Linked DNA regions of Homo sapiens: region 1 is linked to region 2. The links are chromatin contacts, found by Hi-C in ENCODE. All regions are on one chromosome and are shown on one strand. The core of a region is the stretch at or near the end of the contact, and the rest is flanking DNA. Distances in the headings are between cores, read along the strand shown.

Region 1 (3,089 bases), core at 257-2,756, 3.6 Mb after region 2:
TCCCAGACCAGAATACTATAGTATTCCGTATTTTGACTGGCTTCTCTGTTTCTGGCCTTGCTCTCTTGCTCGAGCTTCACAGAGTGTCCAAAGTAATACTTCCGTACCACCCGGCCCGGCTTTTTTTTTTTTTTTTTTTTTTTTTTTTAAGAGACATGGTCGCACCATGTTGCCCAGGCTGGTCTTGAACTCCTAGGCTCAAGCAATCCTCCTGCCTCAGCCTCCCAAAGTTCTGGGATGAAGGCGTGAGCCACCATACCTGGCCTGAGTGCAGTGGCGCGATCTCGGCTTTCAGCAGCCTCGACCTTCCAGGCTCAAGCAATCCTCTCACCTCAGCCTCCCGAGTAGCTGGGACTACAGGCGCGCGCCACCACGCCCGGCTAATTTTTGTATTTTTTGTAGAGATGGGATTTCACTATTTTGCCCGGGCTGGTTCCCAACTCCTGGACTCAAGCGATTCGCCCGCCTCAGCCTCCCAAAGGGAAGTGCTGGGATTTCAGGCGTGTGCCACCGCTCCCACCCCAAAGTAGTATTTATTGTAATTATTATTATTATTTTGAGACGGAGTCTCGCTCTATTGCCAGGCTGGAGTGCAGTGGCGCGATCTCGGCTCAATGCAACCTCTGCCTCCCGGGTTCAAGCGATTCTCCTGCTTCAGACTCCCAAGCAGCTGGGACTACAGGCGCCCCCCACCACGCCAGGCTAATTCTTGAATTTTTAGTGGAGACGGGGTTTCACCATGTTGGCCAGGATGGTCTCGATCTCTTGACCTCGTGATCCGCCCACCTCGGCCTCCCAAAGTGCTGGGATTACAGGCGTGAGCCACCGCGCCCAGCCTATTATTATTTTTTTAGGCAGTGTCTTGCCCTGTCGCTCAGGGTGTAGTGCAGTGGCGTGATCACGACTCACTGCAGCCCCGACTTCTCGGGCTTAAGTTATCTTCCCGCCGCAGCCTCCACGCCCGGTTAGTTTTTTGCATTTTTTGTAGAGATGAGGTCTTGCTTTTTTGCCCAGGCTGGCCTCGAACTCCTTGGCTTAAGCGAACCTCTTGCCGCAGCCTCCCAAAGTGTTGGGATTACGGGCGTGAACCACCGCGCCCAGCCTACTATCTTTATCTTACAGAAAGAAAAGAATGGAGGAAACCGAGGCTCGGAGACAGTAGGTAATTTCCCCAAGGTTCCACAGCTAATGAGTGGAGCGGCGATTTGTGGAACGAAATGAATGAAATCGATGTGGCAGCGGGCCCGGACGGGTCGGTGGCGTAGACGCGGAGCGCGCAGCTCACACCTGGCGGCCGCGGTTTCCAGGAGGAAGCAAGGATGCTTTGGACACTGTGCGTGGCGCCTCCGCGGAGCCCCCGCGCTGCCATTCCCGGCCGTCGCTCGGTCCTCCGCTGACGGGAAGCAGGAAGTGGCGGCGGGCGTCGCGAGCGGTGACATCACGGGGGCGACGGCGGCGAAGGGCGGGGGCGGAGGAGGAGCGAGCCGGGCCGGGGGGCAGCTGCACAGTCTCCGGGATCCCCAGGCCTGGAGGGGGGTCTGTGCGCGGCCGGCTGGCTCTGCCCCGCGTCCGGTCCCGAGCGGGCCTCCCTCGGGCCAGCCCGATGTGACCGAGCCCAGCGGAGCCTGAGCAAGGAGCGGGTCCGTCGCGGAGCCGGAGGGCGGGAGGAACATGACATCGCGGAGGTGAGGAGCCCCGAGGGGCCCGGCGCGGGCCTCGGCCCGGCCACCGCCGCGTTCGGTTAGCCCCGTCCGGAAGGGGGCGCCCCGGCCGGGCTTCGGGCTCCCGCCCCGGGTCGGGGTTGGGGGCCGGTTCCCTCCTCGTCCCCTCGCCCTCCAGGGGCCGGGGGCCGGCCCCACCGCGCCCCCACCCCTCGGGTCCCCATTCATTTCCTGCCTCCCCGAGTTCCGGCTGCGGCAGCCCCGGGGATGCCCGTCAGGCCCGGGGCAGGTAGAGCCGCCGAGGGAACCACGGGTGCCAGCGGCCAGGCTCAGCGCCGCATTCCTGACCCATTGCCTCATGAGAATTGCCTCATGGTGATTCCGAAATAACCCTGCTCACTTGGGGAGGCTCCTTGGGACACGAGAGGGGAGTTGCGCGGGGCCGGGCCCCCAGTGGTCTAGTCGTTCTGGCTCACTGTGCCACTTTCGTGCATTTGGGGACTTCACGCAGGACCCCTGACCCTTTTATATGCCTCTTTGTGTCTTCTTTTCCTCCTACCCCTCACGTGCCAGAAATGGAAAAACTGACTGTATCTGCAGCCACTAGAAGTATTTCCTTCCTCTGCGATCTTCGCTTTGGGAGATGGAAAGGAAGGGAGCCGCATCTCGTTATTTAATCCTTCACTGCAACCTTAACAGTCAGGTCACTTTACTGGTACCCGTTTTATGGATGAGGAAACCGAGGCCCAGAAGCAACATGCTAGTAAATGACAAGATTTGAAACTTAGGAGGATTAGTGAGTTAATGAGATCCTTTGAAAGGTCAGGGTAATACTACTACTAATAGCTAACATTTGCTTAGTTCTGACCACAGCCCTATCAGATGGCTACTATTATCCCCATTGTAAAGATGAGTAAACCGAGTTTCAGAGGTTAAGTAAATTGCCTAACCTCACAGCTAGTAGGTGGTGGAGACAGAATCCCTACTTTTAATCACTATGTTGCTTCTATTATTTTGTAACTATTGCTAACCATTTGTAAGCCTTAATTTTGTTGTCAAACAGTAGTGTGACCTGTTGTTTTCAGATAGTGATCCTGCTATTTTGTATAGTCACTCTATATACCACTCACACTTAAGACCCATTGTCTATTCTTTTCCATGATTGTTCAATTATGGTCACTGTCTCAGACATTTAAAAAACGATTCAAGCTATTGAGGCTATTTGAATGAGATTTTCTTTTCTTTTTTTCTTTTTTTTTTTGGAGACGGAGGCTCACTCTGTTGCCCAGGCTGGAGTGCAGTGGCGCAATCTCGGCTCACCACAATCTCCGCCTCCTAGGTTCAAGCGATTCTCCTGCCTCAGCCTCCCAAGTAACTAGGACTACAGGCGCACCACTATGCCCGGCTAATTTTTGTATTTTTAGTAGA
Region 2 (3,173 bases), core at 468-2,967:
TGGTCTGTGTGTGTCCAGGTTTTGAGGGCCTCTCACATACACGGCTCTGGACCACGTAAGATCTAATTTTAGCATTTTCCTGCTCGGAGACCACATGTTTGGAACAGCAGGGGCTGACCTGCCCGTGCAGGCCTCCTATTGTGAAGGGCACGCGAAGCCAGGATACCGCAGCCCTGCAGGATGTGACTCAGCATCCTGTCTCAGTGCTGGGGCGGCCAGCAGCTCTGGCACCAAGTGCTGCTGCTGACCTCACCTCTTAAGACCACAAATACCCAGGGTAATTGGTGGGATAGGCATGCAGCATCAGCTCTCCCTGTTAAGACAACTTGCTTGTCCATCCATTATGCTGGGCTTCCTTGTGAACACCACAGGTATCTATCAGGAAGAGTTCTTCCGAGGAACTGATCTGCTGGTATTTTCAGGACACCAAGAATCAAGAGATTGGTCTTGTTTCTCTCTTTGCTTTGACTACCAGGAAACTCAAAGTCAGATCTGTGGCCAAATTCTGGTAACCATACCAATGCTATGTCATGTATTACATGTACAAACCTTCCCCTTACTTCATCTTATTTTCTTCTGCTTTCTTCGTGTCCCGATTTTCTCACTAATGTTACATTCTATTGTTCTCTATGAATGTTGTAAGGTGTTTCAAATCCTTTTTGGAGGGCACTACTGTAGATACAACACACATTACCCCTGAGGGATAAGGACTCTTTTTGACTCCACACAGAATCCCTGGCATTTGGCAAAGAACCCATATTTAGGCACTAAATACACATGGGCTGAATGGAAAAAGCCAATAGCTAAGTAAAAACCACCTCCATTACCATATTGTTTCACAAGAGGTTCTTTTCCCTTCCATCTCATGAGGTGGGGCCTGGTCAGGAGTCCCCAGGGCCTGGGAATTAGGTTCCTTAGGGAGCCTTCTTGCTGTAGGGGCAGCCAACAGGTCAGTGGCCTTGACTCCAGACCTAAAGAGCCACTCCTAGACTCCCAGCTGCAACAGACACAGCGTGGCACGGGTGGGCCTGGCCACTGGGGAAGTGACAAGTGATTTCCAGATGCTGCAGCCAGCCTGGCTCTTTCCAGACCACACTGAAGGCCCCTTCCTGTGGGAATTCTGATGGGGCCCAGATTTGGGGAAACACGCCTCGAGGACTCTTGGCAAGTGCGTGCCAGGCCTGGACCAGGAATGACTTCTGTGGGCACAGGGAGAGACCAGGCATTTCCTAACACAGGACCTTGAACAGCCTTCTCTGAAACAAAGTCTTTCTAAAAATAGCTTCAAAAGTAACCATTCAAGAAAAGAAAGAAAAAAAAAACTGTAAAAGTAAAGGCACTCAAGAATGATATTTCCCAGATAAAAGCCTGGCACAGGTTTCAGAGGAACTTGCAGGAAAACAGGTCAAGGCTGGGTTTTTCCTCTTAGGTGTCACTTGGTTAACATTGGTCTTTGGAGGGGAACAAGTGCGGCAGGAAGGGCTGGCACTGAAAATGATGGCCACTGGGTATAGGCCAGGGCCAGACACTGTACACAGAACAAGACTCTCTGGAGGCCTCAGGAGGGCCCTGAGAGGAGGAAGGCAGGTGGTGGGCCCAGGGTCAGACATGCAAGTGAGCTAAGTGGCAAGGCCGATGCCCCATCCAGAAGCCCCGCTCTGACCACACGCAGGCTCTCCCGGCATGTCCTCATTTATGCGGCAGTCTCTTGTATCTCACTGCAATTCTGCCCCCACACTGCAGGCTGGCCAGCGTGGCTTCCTCATAAGCACATCACCCTGCATCCCGACACTGACTACACCCACAAAGCAGGAGCCCCCGCACCCTCCAGCCCAATCGCTCAGTTCGCTTTGAAAATGGCTCCTCTCGGGGGCTGGGCGCAGTGGCTCATGCCTGTAATCCCAGCACTTTGGGAGGCCGAGGTGGTTGGATTGCTTGTGGTCAGGAATTCAAGACCAGCCTGGCCAACATGGTGAAACCCCATCTCTACTAAAAATACAAAAAATTCGCCAGGCATGGTGGTACAAGCCTATAGTCCTAGCTACCCAAGAGGCTGAGGCAGGAGAATCACTTGAACCCAGGAGGCAGAGGTTGCAGTTAGCCGAGATCGTGCCACTGCACTCTAGCCTGGGTGACGGAGCAAGACTGTCTCAAAAAAAAGAAAAAAAAAAAGAAAATGGCTCCTCTGGATTTTGATTAATCCTATTTTGATTAATCCTGGTTTCTCATTTTCAGCCTTCCTTGAAGCAGCATGACCCATCTGGATGTCCTCCTCATCTCAGGAATTTTCTAATAAGCTGTCTAAATCCAGAGATCCGACCACAGAACAATGAATGCCAAAGATGAGTTCTAAAGATGCGAGTACTTTCTTTCTAAACGGACGCTGCTTTGTGTATGGCTCTGCTCCTGGGGGCAGACGCGGCAGGCTAAGCCCTGCGGAGGAGGAGGTGAGTCCCAGCAGAGGGTCACTTCCTCTCAGTAGCCCGGCTGGTTTTCTCCACTGCAGGGTCAGACCATAGCCCTGACCCAGCTAGACCCCCATAAGCGCATGACCTTGCTCTCACCGTGGGAATAAAACTCGTGATAGTCAGTTACAAATACACAGCAAATGATGAGCAGCACAATATAAACACAGATCTAGATTGGTGGGTCTGAGGACTCATTCTTAAATTTGGAGGCCATCACCTAATCTTGTCTTTTCACTTTACATAGCAGGAGACAGGGACCCAGAGAAGTGAAGAGGCGTTGCCTTAGGTTGCACAGCAGATGACGCCTCTCAAGATGGACCCTAGGTTGTCTGACTCCGTCTCACAGCTTTGCCCCATTTATCATGAAGATGAACGCTGGTAACACTGCTACCTACGAGCTGAGCTTGCACGCACATTCCTGGTGTGTACATGCATGCGTGCACGCTCACGCAATGTGCTAAGTGCACAGGAAGGAGACCAGAGCCCTGAGGCGTTCTTTTGAAGTCTAAGTACTGGTGTTTCGAAAGTTTAATGAAACCTACTAGACTCTGAGCAAAATTCGTTTTACGTTAACCTTAATGAAAAGTTTAATTAAGTTCTGACAGAATTAACTCTTCACGTCTCTGTCCTCATTTGTCCCCATTCTAGAATGAGTTTTCTAATTAAAAAAAATATATAGGGCCGGGTGCAGTGGCTCACGCCTGT

The links. A loop is a pair of places that touch in the nucleus more often than their neighbours do. Pooled maps may share reads with other maps.
Region 1: a loop to region 2 is called in a map of ascending aorta, with 6 times the contacts of the local background. The contact joins the promoter of PTPN11 here to the enhancer-like site in region 2. A Hi-C loop is called at or near these places in 1 of 168 maps with a recorded cell type or tissue (ascending aorta) and 2 of 50 pooled maps.

What each region holds. Positions count from the first base shown.
Region 1 is chr12:112,417,441-112,420,529 of GRCh38, forward strand. PTPN11 (protein tyrosine phosphatase non-receptor type 11) reads left to right here and starts at 1,507. Exons shown (of 16, transcript NM_002834.5): 1 at 1,507-1,685. The coding sequence starts at 1,672. It also overlaps a transcript of RPL6 not described here. RefSeq lists enhancers at 64-712, 713-1,360, 1,135-1,394, 1,361-2,008 and silencers at 1,382-1,733, 1,445-2,014.
Region 2 is chr12:108,838,379-108,841,551 of GRCh38, forward strand. The region is part of intron 2 of SSH1 (slingshot protein phosphatase 1); the gene reads right to left. Among named protein-coding and RNA genes, the nearest start is that of MIR619, 3.0 kb to the left of the region's middle. RefSeq lists enhancers at 1-683, 1-117, 677-1,278. Within about 2 kb of position 1,718, at least 9 of the 41 ENCODE cell types and tissues checked have a DNase peak (open chromatin) inside an H3K27ac peak, as active enhancers do; they include ascending aorta, where a contact is called at or near this core.